Linked DNA regions of Homo sapiens: all the other regions are linked to region 1. The links are chromatin contacts, found by Hi-C or POLR2A ChIA-PET in ENCODE. All regions are on one chromosome and are shown on one strand. The core of a region is the stretch at or near the end of the contact, and the rest is flanking DNA. Distances in the headings are between cores, read along the strand shown.

Region 1 (3,924 bases), core at 548-3,047:
AGGAGATTGAGACCATCCTGGCTAACACGGTGAAACCCCATCTCTACTAAAAATACAAAAAATTAGCCTGGCGTGGTGGTGGGCACCTGTACTCCCAGCTAGTCAGCAGGCTGAGGCAGGAGAATGGTGTGAATCCGGGAGGCGGAGCTTGCAGTGAGCCGAGATGATGCCACTACACTCCAGCCTGGGCAACAGAGCGAGACTCTGTCTCAAAAAAAAAAACAAAAAACAAAAAACCAACATATTTCGTTTAATCATCAAAACAGTCCTGTGGGTATAGTATTATTATTACCTCAGTTTTACAGATGGGGAGATGGAGGCTCAGTGAATCTAACTTTACCTTGACTGGGGTGGCATCAGAACACACCTCATGGGTCATTACCTTGTACTGCCTCTGATTCGCATATCGTCAACCAGCCATTCCCTTAGGGATGTGAGGGACTCAGAACTTTATAGCTATTGTCATTGGGTGATTTCCTTCTATGCTCTTTACAGATATGACTCCTCAGTTCAACTGTGAGCTCTTGACAGCAATATGAGGCAAGAAGTGTATGTTATTATTATCCTCATTTTATGCTTGAGAAAAATGATGCTCATTAAAGTCAAGAAACCTGCCAAAAGTCACACAGCCTGTAAGTGAATGGCAGAGCCAGTTATGGTTTTAAGGTCTCTTGTCTCTCTATAGAATATTTTTTCCTGTACACTGTTGTAGAGGAGCAAAAAATGGACAGGTCAGATGAATGAAGTTTATATAGTGTCCCAAGTTACAGAAAAGAATAGTGGCATGGGGCCTCTGGGGGCTGGTGGCAACACATATTATGGGAAGGTGAGAGGAGGAAATGTCCTGTTATGGAGATAAAATCTCTCAGGAAGTAATAGTTGTCAGCCCTCTTCTTGACACAGATACCTCACTAAAAATGTAGATTTCCTTTGTAGGTGATAAATTTATTTCTACAAAAGGAAGGACAGCTTTTCAGAGCAACTCCTGTATCTGCAGTTTCTCAGCATAACCAGCTTTAAGAAACAAGCCAGAGAAATATATATTTTGGGGTGGCATATTCTGGCCTCCCACAGTCATATTTTGGAGTGGTGAGTCCTGAGCCCCAACAGTGTTTTTTTTTTTTTTTTTTTTTTTTTTGAGACGGAGTCTCACTCTATTGCCCAGGCTGGAGTGCAATGGCGCCATCTCGACTCACTGCAACCTCTGCCTCCCAGGTTCAAGTGATTCTCCTGCCTCAGCCTCCCGAGTAGCTGGGATTACAGGCGCGCACCACCAAGCACAGCTAATTTTTGTATTTTTTTTAAGTAGAGACGGGGTTTCACCATGTTGGGCAGGCTCCTGACCTCGTGATCCGCCTGCCTTGGCCTCCCAAAGTGCTGGGATTACAGGCGTGAGCCACCGCGCCCAGCCAGCCCCAAAACTGTTAAATCCGTACTGCTCTAGCTTTAAACATACCTTCTAGATACAGCAACCCGTGCCGAGCTGTAAGTGACTGCACATGCGCACACGCTAAGCCCAGCTCAGACGGAGGCCAGTGCCAGCCACGTGTTCCCAGGTGCCCACGCGGGCCAAGCGCGAAGGCGAGATCTGGGTAGCGTGGACAGGCGCTAGCGAATAAGAACTGGCTCTTATAGAGTCACGAGACTATATCTGGGAAACTACACTTCCCAGAAGCAGCCTGCGGTGACTGCCTCTGTTAAATGACGTACTTCCTGAAAGCCGGCTCCGGATAGGTTGCTTAGAGGAAGTAGGCGGTTCTAAACCGCCGGCGGCTAGGCCTATTTCCGGTAGGAATCAGTGGACTTGGCGGCAGAGGCAGTGCGGATCCGGCGTTCTCCACTGATCTTTTCCAAGGCTGTACAGACATGGCGGCGGCTTTTCGGAAGGCGGCTAAGTCCCGGCAGCGGGAACACAGAGAGCGAAGCCAGGTAGGACCATACAGGCCCCACAAGTGCTGGCCTTTGTCGCCATGTGTTACCCTTGCCCCAACCCTGTCGCCACCGTGGGATCCGGGTCCAAACTGTATAGTATATAAATGCACGTAAATGTATGTTAATGACGCTGGCGTGGCTGGGGCGGAGCTTCGTGGGAACGAGTGGAGGGGATTTGTCGTTTCCGTTCTAGGAAAAGCAGGGGTGCCCCCCTTTCCTTGGGGATATAAAACCTGCTCTGGAAGATTTCAGTGTGGTGATTGAGTAAGATGTCTGTCAAGTGCCTGGTCTCTTCTGAGGAGTTGAGGTCAGAGCTCATGTAGGCAACAACTGCTGGGCTGAAATTGGATCCCACGTCTAATGGGCAGCTCCGCCTGCTGCATATGGGGGCCCTGACCGAAGAGACTGTGGTTACTAATGTGGTATCATCATCACGCTGGGCTTGTGGTTCATGAAGATCTGCCATATGTGCTTTTTGTTTAAGCCTTACCCCTTAATGTTGGCCTTTTCCATTCCCATTATACAGATGAGGAAACTGAGGTCCAGAGTGGTGACTTGTCCAGTTACAAACACCAGATTCAGGCAGAGTAAACAGTTCTAGGATTTCTATGGTGGGTGTGTCTGTGTAGGGAGGTTGAGTAGAAATAAGCTTATATGCAGAATCAGTTGATACACTGTCAGGAATCCCGTGCTTAATATCTGATTCAGAAAGGCCCTTAGACATACATATGTGCTCCAACTTAGTTTTACAGATGAGGAAGACAGGGGAAAGAGTTGTGCAGCTGACTGATGGGATAGAACTAAGGCCTCTTAACTACAGTTCAGTCTTCCTGCTTAATAGCATATATCAAACTTTTTTTTTTTGAGATGGAGTCTCACTCTGTTGCCCAGGTTGGAGTGCAGTGGCACGATCTCGCCTCACTACAACCTCCGCCTCCCAGGTTCAAGCGGTTCTCCTGCCTCAGCCTCTCGAGTAGCTGGGACTGCAGGTGCACACTACCATGCCCTGCTAATTTTTGTATTTTTAGTAGAGACGGGGTTTTGTCAGATTGGCCAGGCTGGTCTCGAACTCCTGACCTCTGGTGATCCACCCGCCTTGGCCTCCCAAAGTGCTGGGATTACAGGCGTGAGCCCCTGCACCCGGCCAAAACTATCACCTTTTGAGCACTTACTATATGCTAGGCACAGCCCTGCATGTTTTTACAATTGTCTCATGTAATCCTACAACATCCCTCTGAAGTGGATGTTACCCTCATTCCTCATTTTACAAATGAGGAATCTGGTGCTTAAAGAGATTGAATAGTATATCCAAAGTCACAGTTGTAAGTAGTGGAATTGGATTAGCAGAGAAGACAGAGGGCTTTCAGAGCTGGCTGTGGACATGGCATGGCCATGGCTGAGTAGGAACAGATGGCCTGTGTAGAAGAGGTGAGAAGAAGACCATCCTGAAAAGGTGGGTAAACCGTTGACACAAACGTTCCATATTTGGGTAGTTTGGACTTTATCCTGCAGATCCTTCAGTAGGGCAGCAGGGGAGCTACTGAAGATATTTTGTATGGAGGGTGTATGTGTTATTACGTAAACTATTTCAGATACAATACCAGGTTTCCTTTTGTAATGCGATTGTACATTCAGGTGGACATGAGAGATTTCAAGATTTCTGCCTCACCTCATGTTGTTGCTTTTTTGACCCTTTAGCTTGCTTTCTCTACTCTGTTAACCTCCCTTTGCTGTAATTAAAGTTAAAATTATTAGGGGAGGTTTGGTATTATTTTACTTATGTTTTTGAGATAGTGTCTCCCTCTGTTGCCAAGGCTGGAGTGAGTGGGGCAATCACGGCTCACTTCAGGCTCGACCCCCTCACTCAAGCCATTCTTTTGCCTCAGCTTCCTGAGTAGCTGGGACCACAGGCGTGTACTGTGACACCCAGCTAATTTTATTTTATTTTTTTAATTTGTAGAGATGAGGTCTCACTGTGTTGCCCAGGCTGGT
Region 2 (4,111 bases), core at 409-2,908, 1.2 Mb after region 1:
AAAACAACAACAACAAAAACTAAGCTGGATAATAGTTTTCTTCCCAGGCATATATGAGCATCAGAGACCCAAGGATTATAGGTAGGGAAAAAATGTAGGCAACTGTATTGAAGGTGCTCTGATTTTTAAGAAAATTTTAAAAATTCACTGGATATGATGTATTTGGGGTGATTCTTTCTTTCTTTTTTTTTTTTTTTTTTTAACCTAGCAGTAAAGTACAGGCCCAGTTGGGTCCTACTTAAAGTTTTCCTGTTTGACAATTTATCAGGAATTATTATTGCTTAAGATAGCTTTGAAGTAAATTGTCTGTGTCAAAGACCTTCCTCCACTTCTCTCACTTACCTAGCTCTTGGCAGCTGTTTCCAAAATGTTTGCACTAACTCCATAGATTCATGTCTGAAGGATTAGATACTCCAGGAACATCTATTGGGAGAAAGTTTAACTACAACTGTTGTCCATTTTTCAATTAATGTGCCAGTCACTAATCAAAAAAACAGATGCTGTCGTTTTCCTCATCCACTACTTGGGACACCTAAGGATGGATGGACAGATACTTAAGAGGCTGCCTCCTTCTTCTGAGATTGGGCTTTTCATCAGGGCTGTGCCACAGGGTGTGATGCTGTGTGATAGCAGATGGCTCTGCTTCATGCCCATTACTTTTTGTTTTATCCAAAGTAGAAGCTGTGGTCCCCAGATTTTAGAGAGTAAGGGCTTAATCATACTCATTGGCTTTTCTGCCTTTGCCTGTTTCTGCATTGCCACCTGGCTGCCATTAGAGGGAATTCATTACAACTCTGAGTCCCTGCAGGGAGCTGAGAGGAGCTATCCTTGTGTTTAGGATGGGACATGTGTTCTTAAAACTGGGCCAGGCACGGTGGCTCCCAGCACTTTGGGAGGCCGAAGCAGGTGGATCACTTGAGGCCAGGAGTTCGAGACCAGCCTGGCCAACATGGTGAAACTCCGTTTCTATTAAACATACAAAAATTAGCTGGGTGTGGTGGTGTATGCCTGTAATCCCAGCTACTCAGGAGACTGAGGCACAAGAATTGCTTGAACCTGGGAAGTGGAGATTGCAGTGAGCCGATATCTCACCACTGCACTCCAGCCTGGGCGACACAGCAAGACTCTGTCTCAAAAAAAGAAAAAAACAAAAAACTTAAAAATGGTTACCCAGATTTCCTTTTATGACTTGTTCAGTCAGAGGCAGCTGGGAGGATGCACGCTGGGGAAAGCATTACTCACCAGGCACACATAGTGGCCCTGACTGCTGGCAAGTAGTCTGGGCTGTGTTAAGAGTGAGTCACCTCGGGGAATGGAAAAATTGCAAGGTACTGAGGGGTAGGAGTTGTGTGCCAGTGACTGCTCCTTTTCTGTCTGCTATTTTCTCTATAAGGACTCATCACAAAACCATAAATACTGACGATCCTGTTGAGGCAGCCGTGAAGCCAACCAACTTTATGGTGATAATGTTTCCCATAAAAGGAATGAGCTGACTGGACATAGCATTGTTGCCTTCTATGTTACAGGTGTATATAGATTTTGACACAAGCTTGAACTTGTATAATGAAAGTTCCATGTGTGAGAATTTCATCAGAATAAAAGCAACACAGTTTTCTTTGTTGTTTAAAAACTTAGTCTTCTGTGTCTATCTATCTTTGTCCAGTAGGGGTCACTGAGGGTTAGGCTCTCAATAAGAGAAACACTAATCTAGTGATAAATGAGCTGGATTCCTTGTCTATTGTGACATCTTTGTATATTCAGTACTATGTTTTTTAAAATATTAGAGCAGAAACAAAAGGCGTGAACTTGTATTAAGAACTTTATGGGCGAAGCGCAGTGGCTCATGCCTGTAACCCGAGGCGGGTGGATATCACCTGAGGTCAGGAGTTCGAGACCAGCCTGGCCAACATGGTGAAACCCCGTCTCTACCAAAAATACAAAAAAATTAGACGGGCATGGTGGCGCATGCCTGTAATCCCAGCTACTTGGGAGGCTGAGGCAGGAGAATTGCTTAAACCCGGGAGGCAGAGGTTGCAGTGAACCGAGATTGTGCCATTGCACTACAGTCTGGGCAACAAGAGTGAAATTCCATCTCAAAAATTAAAAAAAAAAAGAATATTTCTGGACAAAAATAACAATCCTGGGCAAGATTCTGGAACAGTCCCCATAGACAGGGCTTCTTTTCTTCGTATCATTTTTTTCTCCATTTCTTTAAGATGTTGGCTACCAGAGTTTCCTGGAAAAAGCTTACTAGATAGATATTATTTCATTGGGGAAAAGGGTCAAAATGCCAGAGAGAGAGATTACTTAAAATGGTAATATGGCTGTTGAGGTTGACTAGATATTCTTGTCCTTTCCCTTTTTGAAGCAATGCTGTCGAAGCCTAATTTGACTTAGTCATTGAGCTGTTCAATACCACACATTACTTTCACTTACCTTCTTGCATTTGCCACTGAGGATGACTTGATGCCCTGCTAGGAGGTCTCTTGTGTGGTAATCATAATAACAAGAGTTGGCATTAATGAGTCAATGTTTAATGCTTTTTAAATAGTTAATGCTTACTGTGTGCCAAATATATTATGCATTTTCTCACTTAATCCTCACTGTAACACTGTGAAGAGGTAATTTTATTATCCCTTTTTGACATGAGATAACTATGGATTAAAGAGATTAAGTAATTGGTTCATAGATACACAACTAGAGATTGTGAAATCAGAATTTGAATATAGGTTTGGCTCACAAATTATATTTACAGCCCTGGTAAGAGAGAGAGGGAGAGAGAGAGAGAGAGAGGCAGGCACTTGGGTTTAAGAGTGAGTTTTCTTTTTTCTTTTTTTCTTTTTTTGAGACAGTTTCGCTGTTGTTGCCCAGGCTGGGGTGCAGTGGCATGATCTCAGCTCACTGCAACCTCCACTTCCTGGGTTCAGGCAATTCTCTTGCCTCAGCCTCCCAAGTAGCTGGGATTACAGGCACTCCTGGGTAATTTTGTATTTTTAATAGAGATGGGGTTTCACCATATTGGTCAGGCTGGTCTCGAACTCCTGACCTCAGGTGATCCAACCACCTCGTCCTCCCAAAGTGCTGGGATTACAGGCATGCGCCACCACACCTGGCCAAGAGTGAGTTTTCTAAGTGCTGTACCAGAGCATCTCTCACTTTATTTTCTGCCCCTCCTCTTTAGTGTTACTTTCCCTTTTCTTTCTTAAGGGTAAGACCTTCAGTTGCTGAGCTTGATAGGAAGGCCATCTAGAGTTAGATCCTGGGCAGAATCCATATCCGGAGGGATTTCCAGAAGTGGAATTTCTTTTCTTTTCTTTTCTTTTCTTTTCTTTTCTTTTTTTTTTTTTTTTTTTTGTGATAGAGTCTTGTTCTGTTTCCCAAGCTGGAGTGCAGTGGCGCGATCTCAGCTCACTGCAGCCTCCACCTCCCGGGCTCAAGGGATTCTTCTGACTCAGCCTCCCAGGTAGCTGAGACTACAGGCACATGCCACCATGCCCGGCTAATTTTTGTAATTTTAGTAGAGACGGGTGGCCAGGCTGGTCTTGAACTCCTGACCTTAGGTGATCCACCCCGCCTCAGCCTTTTAATGTGCTGGGATTACAGGCGTGAGCCACCATGCCCAGCCAAAAGTGGAATTTCTTTCTCCCTGCCTTCCTCTCCCCTCCCCTCCCCTCCCCTCCCCTCCCTTCCCTTCTCTATTGTCTTGCTCTGCTGTCTAGGCTGGAGTGCAGTGGTGTGATCATAGCTCACTGTGGCCTGAAACTCCTGGGCTGGAGTGATTCTCCTGCCTCAGCCTCCCAAGTAGCTAGAACTACAGGTGTGTAACCACTGGGCCTGGCTAAGTGTTATTATGTTTTGGAGAGATGGGGTCTTGCTATGTTGCCCAGGGTGGTCTTAAACTCCTGTCCTCAGGCAGTCCTCCTGCCTCAGCTTCTCAAAGCGCTGGGATTACAGGGGTGAGCCACTGCTCCCAGCCAAGCAGTTTAATTTCTGAATTAATAAACTATCTTCCTTCCAGCTCCAAGGAAAAGCAAAACTTACACTTGTGTTCTTGGAGACACTTTTTTCTTTTAAATTCCCAGGTAGATTTGGAAGTTCACTGTTAAAGATG
Region 3 (4,240 bases), core at 958-3,457, 1.5 Mb before region 1:
ATGGGGATAGAAAACACCCAGAGTCAACTCTCGCTGCCCACCCTCCCAGACCTGGCTCTTTTCACCCACTCTCCAACTCCAGAAGGGACATTCAGGGTCTCAAGCAAAGCACTGGATATCTCTCGGCTCAGTTTCTCCTTTGCAAACTCCGTGGGCACCTGCTTTGATATTTCATGTTGCGAGTAGGTGGCTTTTCCCAAGACCCTACACTGTGCCTGCACCTTTCACACACCTATCTGGCTCTACAGTTCTCAGATCCCCCACTAGGATGGGTCCTCCTGTGGATAGGACAGAGTTTGACTCCCTTGGAATCCACCATAGTCTGGCCCATGGCTCAGCCTAGACTAGGCACTCAACAAACACTTGCTGGCTGACTGCATGTATGAATTAAGGGGGTTGAGGAAAGGCAGCTAGCTGTACGATGCCTGAAATGTAAGCACCAAGTAGAGATCACAGGAAAACCTCAGTCTTGGTGTGTGCACCCCTGCTATCCCTTGGAGATGAGGAAGAGGCATAGAGTAGATGGACTTATCCTCTCCAGTCAGACCCTGCTATGCAAATAACATTAATGGGCCTCTTCTGTCTGTAACAGCTCAAGTTGATTCTGATAGGGAGGCAGAAAAGAATTATATTAAAAATATATTAATAGCAATAAATTCTACTTATTTTATTTTTTGTAGAGACTGGGTCTTGCTATGTTGCCCAGGCTGGTCTTGAACTCCTGGCCTCAAGTGATCCTCCAGCCTTGGCCTCCCAAAATGTTGGGGCCATGTCCAGCCAATAATTTCTTTCTTTTTTGTTTTTTTGAGATGGAGTCTCGCTCTGTCACCCAGGCTGGAGTGCAGTGGCACGATCGGCTCACTGCAACCTCCACCTCCCAGGTTCAAGCGATTCTCCTGCCTCAGCCTCCTGAGTAGCTGGGATTACAGGCGCGCGCTACCACACCTGGCTAATTTTTTTCTGTATTTTTAGTAGAGACGAGGTTTCACCATGTTGGCCAGGCTGGTCTCGAACTCCTGAACTCAAGTGATCTGCCCACCTTGGCCTCCCAAAGTGTTGGGATTACAGGCGTAAGCCACCGCGTCCGGCCCCAGATAATAAATTCTAATATATACTATCAATATATTTAATTGAGCACAGCGTTAAGGGTGCTTTTCGTGTATTATCGCTGAATCCTAACAATCCTTGCAAATGGATACTTTCACACTCATTTTAGAAATAAGAATCAGAGAGAGGAAGTACCTTGCCCCATATCATTTACCTAATAAGAAGGATCTTAACTACTATGCATACTGAGTTGCAATGGGAAATTACATCCTGCATCTCAGAAGCGCAGACACAAAGTGCCATACTCTAGGTAGGCCTGGGTGGTGCCAGCCATGCACTCCCTCTGGGAAGCTCATTTTCACTCATTCACCTGGAAAGCTCCTGCTCCCGCCCTTCACACCCCTCTGTCCCCATACAGGCTGCAGGCCTAGGGCTTTGTGTAAGGTGGACGTGGGGTCTTTTGCTCAGGACCTCTGGCTCACCTCATCTAGTGGCTCTAATTCGCCACATCGGTCCCCTTACCCACCCCAGCCTTCCAGGAGGTCTCTCTTCCGCCCCAAGTCCCACCTTAGGAACTCCTACCTGGTTTCCGGACGACATATCCGCGCGCGGCCTGGAGGAGGAGACCTACGCAGAAAAGAGAGGGCTGAGGACCATCTCCTTAAATAGCCCACCCCTCAGTTCCTTTCTGTGCCCCTCGCATTGCCCGTCCGCCACGGTCTATGCGCTTCTGAACCTAACCGCTGCCCCATTTCTTCCCTACCCCTTGTCTCTCACATCTTGTTTCACCTCTTGCGCAACCACCGCCCTTTCCCCCTTATCCTGACCGCTGTATATCTCCCCTACTCCTGTGCTTCCTTATTCCCTATCTTCGCCGAACCCTGTTTCCCTACGCCCGCCGTCCCATTTCTCAGCTCCTCACTTCGAGGCTGCAGGCCCCACTGGTTGAAAGGAAACTTGGCGCTCCCACCGCCCGGCAGCCCGGGTACTAGGACCTGGGTAACTGCCCGGGTCCGAATCAAACTCAGCGTCCTCCACGCGACCCTCAGCATGGTGACCTCTAACCCCCGCGGGGCCCGCGCCGCGGCCGCCGTTCGCTTTGCGGCACGGACCGGGTTACATGGGCGCCGCCATGCTGGCCCAGGATCGACCAATCGAGGCAGTTGCAATACCGGAGCAGACGAAGACCGAGAGAATGGATTAGGTGGCGTGACTCTGATGACGCAACGCACGGGGCGGAGCTCAGAGACCGGGTTCCCGCTGCGCGTGATCGGGCCGTGGTGGTTGTGTGCCCACGTTTAGCAGCGTGCTGGGGTGCTGTATAAATTCTAAAATGCCACTTTTTGGAGGGCATGCGTTCCGTCCTTAATCTCATTCCTGGCCCTCGGGCCAGGGTTATTTTGGGAGGTCCATGGCGCCTGCGGTAGCCTTCTACCCCCAACCCAATCCCCTCTCCACCCCACCTCACCCCTCCCTTAGACAAGGATGGGACCGTGTAAGAACTACTACTGGGTTTCAGCCATGTCTCTGGCAGCCTCGTAGCCTGGAGACTAAAGTCGCTGAGTTTGGAATCGCACAGTCCTGGTCTGGAATCCTAACTCAGCCATTTACTCAACATGTGATCTTGTGGGCAAGTCACTTAACCTATGTGGGCCCTGTAGGGATAGTAATAACAATATCTCTCTTTTAGGTTGTTGAGAGGATTAACTGAGTTGTATGCAGACCACCTGGTATATAGTGAGCATTTAGTAAATCTTTACGGTGACGTTATTTGTGAAATGAGTGGTGTAAGGGTGGATACAAATTAGAAGAAAAAGAAAATTTAATTTTCCCTGGCGCAAAAAGGGAAAAGACTCCTTCCCCTCACTTTTCTGAGAGCATTTACTTTAGAAAACTTGTAATTGTGAATACTTTCTCTACTGCTTTGCGATGAATGTAAATCTTCTTAAAAGGTAAATAAACCTCTTGCCAGTTTTACAACCCCGGAATGTTTTTCTCAAGGACCTGGGGGCCAACCCTTTGAAATGTAATAATTAAGGAAGATAGTGCTCTCTCTCAGTTCCTGTGGGAGGGTAGGAGCCTAACTTCAGTTGGTGCCTAGCTCTTAGTTGCAACCTACCCTTTGTTATAAAGATAGGGGAAATCGATTTTTCCTTTGGATAAAGGCAATTAGCAGACACAGGTGGCTTCCCACTTACCAGGTAAATTTAGAGTGAGGTGCAGCCAAGTCCTCTTGCTTGAGGACCAGTTATTGTTTATCTTGAGAAAATGGATACAGTAAGTTGTATTCACTTTGCTACATAAAAGAGTAAGATTTTTGTCTCTTTGCAGTCTCTTTAGTGGATCACCAGTGTATCACATTCCGGTTTAATGCTTATTCAATAATAACACTGTTTTCTTTCTTTTCTACCCTTGTGAAGAGGTTTTCTGCGTTGGCAGGGGATTTTGTCTTTAATTTTATTTCCCCAACAGGGGTTAGTTTTTCCAAAGTCTCTTCACCGTGTCCCACCGCACTGTCACTCCCCCCGTGTAACCCATGCCACTGTGCCCTAAGGATCAGTTTTCAAGTCTCCACCACTAGAATGCAGCTCTCTGAGGGTGAACTGAGCTGAGTCGTTTGCATAGGGCCTAGATACTGAGAGCTAGCAGAAGGAAGCAAGGGAAGGAAGGAGGGAAGGAAGGAAGGGAAAGGAAGGAAGGGAGGAAGGAAGGGGGGAAGGAAGGGAGGGAGGAAGGAAGGGAGGGAGGAAGAAAGGACCAACTCTGAGAAGTTTCCCCCTGACTGCTGGGCCCTGAAAAATAAATAACAGAGACTCAGGTACACCCAAGAGTGTCTATAAACAACAACAAAAACTGCAAACCAAAAACTAGTTTACAATACTGAAGTTATAGGAAACAAGCACAAAAGGCCATTGGGTGGGGCTGGATGGAGCATGATCTGGTCCTTAAAGTATGCAGATCGCCTGGGAGGCCCAGCCTATGGAGATTGGGAGGAGAGGGAGATGCTGGTGACTGGAGATGGTGAGAGCCTGGGCTGGGGTAGTTTTTAGTCATGGGCTTATGGACCCTCCCCTCTTCTCCAGCTAGCTCAGGCCTTTAAGAGGCAGGCCCAAGAAGGGAACCCCAGGAAGCCCTAGAAGCTCCCCAGCGCCTCCATCCCATGGACCCGGATCCCCTGCAGGAGGGGGAAGTT
Region 4 (4,219 bases), core at 1,720-4,219, 1.6 Mb before region 1:
GCTTTTTTTTTGAGACAGAGTTTCGCTCTTGTTGCCCAGGCTGGAGTGCAATGATGCAATTTTGGTTCACCGCAACCTCCGCCTCCCAGGTTCAAGAGATTCTCCTGTCTCAGCCTCCTGAGTAGCTGGGATTACAAGCATGCACCACCACGTCCGGCTAATTTTGTATTTTTAGTAGAGAAGGGGTTTCTCCATGTTAGACTGGTCTTGAACTCCTGACCTCAGGTGATCTGCCCACTTCGGCCTCCTAAAGTGCTGGGATTACAGGCGTGAGCCATCATACCCGGCCTCAAATAACCTCTTAACTATTACAATCTACTGCCTTCCCCAAAGGTCAGATTAAAAGCACAAGTTAGCAAACACAGCACCCTTTACAACTGGCCTTCTGAGAGGGCAGTCTTATCTCTCCAGCTGCTCAAGCAACCTACAATCCCAGGAAGAGAGGGGCACATGTGCCAGGCACTTCTGCGCCAGGCAGAGAAGCCCAGGCCAATGCAGGAGCTTGCCATCTGGCACTGGTTGCACATGGTGCTTCCTCAGCAAAGATCCATCGCCCCAGCACCAACTCTCCTCTCTCAGAAGCCTAGGTTTGTCTCCGAAGAGTTCTCCAGCCCTTCAGTCGCTCCTGTCCTCCTCCTTCCCTCCTCTACTGGGACTCCAGTGAAATCTTTCTAAAATATGTAACCAATCATGTCATTCCTCTGCTTCAGACCTTTTCACTTGCTCCCGGCTGCCCTGGGCATGATATCTCAAATTGCTAATATGGCATTCTTTCATGAACCTATACTGCTTCACTTGCACCATATCAACTTCCATACCACTAGATTGAACAATCTGAGATTTCTGGAATAAACTATGAGTTTATTTGTCTATCTCGCTCTCAAAGTATTCATTCTCACCTGGCTAAGCCTCCCCTCCTCTCCTTTTAGACTCAGCTCCAGCATCACTTCTGCCAAGCCTTTTCATGGCACACTCCCGTCCCCACCCCACCCCCAAGGCTGAGCTCACAGCTTTCTCCCTTTCTCCACTGGGCTCCCACAGTACTCTCTTGCTGCTGCTATTAGCTTCTTCTTCTTCTTTTTTTTTTTTTTTTGAGACAGAGTCTCACTCTGTTACTCAGGCTGGAGTGCACTGGCTTGATCTCGGCTCACTGCAACCTCTGCCTCATAGGTTCAAGCAATTCTCCTGCCTCAGCCTCCCGAGTAGCTGGGATTACAGGCCTGTGCCACCATGCCCAGCTAATTTTTCTATTTTCAGTAGAGATGGGGTTTCACCATGTTAGCCAGGCTGGTCTCGAACTCCTGACCTCAGGTGATCCGCCCGCCTCGGCTTCCCAAAGTGTTGGGATTACAGGCATGAGCCACGGCGCCCAGCCACTACTAGCTTCTTTAGACCACATTTCAACCATTTGTTTACAGGTCAATTTCCCTTAATTAGACTGTATGCTCCTTGAAATAAAAATAGATAACATTTATTGAATTCTTATTACGTGGCAAACATGGTTGTATGTTTTACATGTTAACTTTTTACTCTTCATAATATCTCTCTCTGTTATCATCCTTGTTTTATAGACGAAGACACTGAGGCACAGGGAGACTAAGCAATGTGCCCAGGTACACACAGCTGGAAAGTTGCTGAGCCAGAATTTGAACTCAGGAAGTCTGGCTCCAAAGCCTACTCTTAACCACTATGCTGTCTAGCACTTGCCTCTAGGCAAGGACTCTTGTTGTGGTCATGTGAGAAATGAATGAATGAATGAATGAGGACTGTCTAGATTAACCCAACCAACAACTTGCACAGCACGGCCATTAGGAAGCACTAAAGGAGCTCACAGGCACTGTTTACAAACAAGATTATTTTGGCCCTACAATTACACATTCTGCTCTTCCTTATCTCACGCAAAACTACTCAAAGAGGGAAAGGCGCCCAGCCCAGTATGCCTACCCTCTTCCCCACTGGTTCTCAAAACCAAAGCAAAGCCAACCGGTTTCCTCCAGTGACTTAAAACAGAGCAAAGTCTATCCTGCCACACAGAGGGCGGCTGTCATCTCTTCCTTCCGCTAACAAAAGGGCTTCAAACCTGGGGATTGGGGTGGGCAGAAAACTCGGCATCAGGAATCCGAATGTCCCTACCTAACTGGCTGGAAGGCGGGGCCAAGTGGCGTGGGAATGGGCGGGCCTGACCGGCTCGGCAGGTGAAACACTGACCACAGCAAGCTCTCCTTGGAAAAGGCCGGCCAAACGTGGCCTTGGCAAGCAGGTAGCTGTGACTCGTACCTGAACGCCGCCCGGGATATGAAAATTCCCCAGCAGCGGTAGCGCCCGTGCCAGAGTGAGGGCTCTTGGAGGAAGCCCTGGCTGGCCCTCCCTGGGGACTCGTTCTAACTATCAAGTCACCCTCGGGATTAGGAGGGAAACACGGAGAGGCAGAAGGTGTCTTTTTGGAAAGATCTGGCTGGATTCACACGCCGGTTGCTTCACTCACTGGCTGGGTGACTCTAGGCAAAGCTGGCAGTGCCCACTTCCCAGAGCTGCGGCGGGGACTGAAGCTCCCGCGGCCTCCCGGTACCCGGCGCGAGGCAGCCCTCGCCCCTGCCGCCGGGGAAGGGCAGAGCCCCAGCGGAGGAGGGGGCATTCGCCGGGGCCATTTCTGCTGCACTCAGATGGCTTCAGGCTGTCACTCCGATTCCACCGCCGCGGCCGCCGGGGCCCGCCCCGCCTACCCGCAACCCCCACCCGGCTCCCCGCTCCTGGACCCCTGCCCTCACCTTCGCCGGGTGGTCAGAGCTATTCGCCCATAGTCCGTAGCCCAGAGCCGGGGCTGCTCGGCTCTCCCTCCCGGGGGGCCGGGGCCGGGCTGGAGGCGTGCGAGCCTCTCACCGCCGCCTCCCAGCGCAGCCACCCGAGCCGCCGCCGCCGCCGCCGCCGCCTCCCTCCATGGCTGCGGCGCCGCCACCTGACAACGGAAGTGACGCACCGCCCCCCTCCTCCCCAGCCTTAGCCGCGGCCCCGCCCCCCCGGGCCCCGCCCTCCGCCTGCGTCTCCAGCCCCACGGCTTTCGGATTGGGGCGCCATCTTGACGATGGGCGGAAGACTTCAGGCAAGAGGCCAGAGTCCGATTGAGGATTGGTTCAGGGTGGGGTCTGGGCGAAACCTGTTACACGATTGGAGGCCGAGGCTCTAATGGGGCGGTACTTACTGCTGATCTATATCTGCGGCGAGGCTGGGACGGAGGCACCGCCCCGCCCGACCCCACAGAACCTCGCGGGCCCTACACTCCCCCTGCCGAGGTTGAAGTCCCCAGCGGTTGGAAGATCGGCCAATTGTAGTGTATTTATCAGAAAAGTGACTCATCCTTGATCCTCATTTCCCGGTTTGTGGAACTCTGTGAGGAAAGCCCTGCAGTTAGGCTCAATAAAAGACAGAAATTCCTGTCGCAGCGCTCATAATTCATTTCCCTCTAGGTCTGTCGCCTTTGTAGAAACCCCGAGGATGGCAACCTTCAACCTGGAGATCCCTGAAGCCTTGACCAGGGAGGTTTACAGTGAAGCGTTCCTATTAGCGACTACAGCTATCTAACCTCAGTTCCTCCTGCTGCAGTTTCGGTCCCTTTCTCCTCCTCCTCCAGCAACCACGCCCTCCATGAATCAGCTTCTTGCACCAGCAGATGAGCCCTTTAAAGGGATTGCATCAGGCAAGTGACTCACTGGGGCCCTCTAAGAGCCTGGCTTCCCTCCCTTGGCATGCAGAAGCAGCTAGAAGGGCTCAGTGGCAGCAGCACCAGCGGCCGTAGCCCCACTCCCTTGTCCCAGAGGTGTGAGTCAGGGTGTTTGCTGCTTATGATGTCTAACTCTTGGCTGTCTTTCCAGCTGTCCCCTGGGTCACTCTATATCCATGTGTGGGCACACGTGTCTAAGCTTGTGTGCACTGCTGGGTTTTCCTAGGGTGTGTGGCCACTTGTGTGTATGTGCATTTGTCATCTCCACATAGGCAGTGCCAGGACACAAGAGCTGATATGAGTGAAGTCTGGCTGCCTCTACCTGTGTCCTTTGTCTCTGAATGCCTGGTGCCCACTGAGCTGCTGATAGGGCTGACTAACAAGAGTAATCAGGACAGCTCCCACCGTTGTGCCACACTCTGCATGGAGCACTTGAGACAGTATTAGGTAGGAGGCTGTTTACAGCTGAGGAAGCCAGTGCTCAGAGAAGGAAATTAATGT

What was found. Hi-C counts contacts between places; a loop is a spot of excess contacts on that map. ChIA-PET counts read pairs that join two places held with the same protein, here RNA polymerase II (POLR2A). Pooled maps may share reads with other maps.
Region 2: a loop to region 1 is called in a map of chondrocyte, with 9 times the contacts of the local background. The contact joins the enhancer-like site here to the promoter of UTP11 in region 1. A Hi-C loop is called at or near these places in 1 of 168 maps with a recorded cell type or tissue (chondrocyte) and 4 of 50 pooled maps. POLR2A ChIA-PET finds 5 or more read pairs at or near these places in 1 of 52 experiments (activated CD4-positive, alpha-beta T cell).
Region 3: a loop to region 1 is called in a pooled map, with 8 times the contacts of the local background. The contact joins the promoter of MRPS15 here to the promoter of UTP11 in region 1. A Hi-C loop is called at or near these places in 1 of 168 maps with a recorded cell type or tissue (ascending aorta) and 10 of 50 pooled maps. POLR2A ChIA-PET finds 5 or more read pairs at or near these places in 1 of 52 experiments (activated T-cell).
Region 4: a pooled map shows a loop between it and region 1 (6-fold over the local background). The contact joins the promoter of STK40 here to the promoter of UTP11 in region 1. A Hi-C loop is called at or near these places in 7 of 50 pooled maps. POLR2A ChIA-PET finds 5 or more read pairs at or near these places in 2 of 52 experiments (HEK293 and activated T-cell).

What each region holds. Positions count from the first base shown.
Region 1 is chr1:38,010,937-38,014,860 of GRCh38, forward strand. UTP11 (UTP11 small subunit processome component) reads left to right here and starts at 1,798. Exons shown (of 8, transcript NM_016037.4): 1 at 1,798-1,929. The coding sequence starts at 1,867.
Region 2 is chr1:39,191,018-39,195,128 of GRCh38, forward strand. It overlaps a transcript of MACF1 not described here. Among named protein-coding and RNA genes, the nearest start is that of MACF1, 12 kb to the right of the region's middle. RefSeq lists an enhancer at 491-1,033. Within about 2 kb of position 1,659, at least 37 of the 41 ENCODE cell types and tissues checked have a DNase peak (open chromatin) inside an H3K27ac peak, as active enhancers do.
Region 3 is chr1:36,462,177-36,466,416 of GRCh38, forward strand. It overlaps MRPS15 (mitochondrial ribosomal protein S15), which reads right to left and starts at 2,208. Exons shown (of 8, transcript NM_031280.4): 1 at 1,970-2,208; 2 at 1,630-1,674. The coding sequence starts at 2,099. It overlaps CSF3R (colony stimulating factor 3 receptor), which reads right to left. Exons shown (of 17, transcript NM_000760.4): 17 at 3,867-4,240. The coding sequence ends at 4,181. RefSeq lists enhancers at 1,216-2,119, 1,515-2,714, 2,114-2,363, 2,120-3,021, 4,052-4,240.
Region 4 is chr1:36,382,955-36,387,173 of GRCh38, forward strand. It overlaps STK40 (serine/threonine kinase 40), which reads right to left and starts at 2,970. Exons shown (of 11, transcript NM_001282547.2): 1 at 2,769-2,970. It overlaps LOC124904012 (a long non-coding RNA gene), which reads left to right and starts at 3,237. Exons shown (of 2, transcript XR_007065779.1): 1 at 3,237-3,373; 2 at 3,465-4,219. RefSeq lists silencers at 2,128-2,177, 2,478-2,547, 2,698-3,077 and enhancers at 3,284-4,219, 3,308-3,417, 3,448-3,817.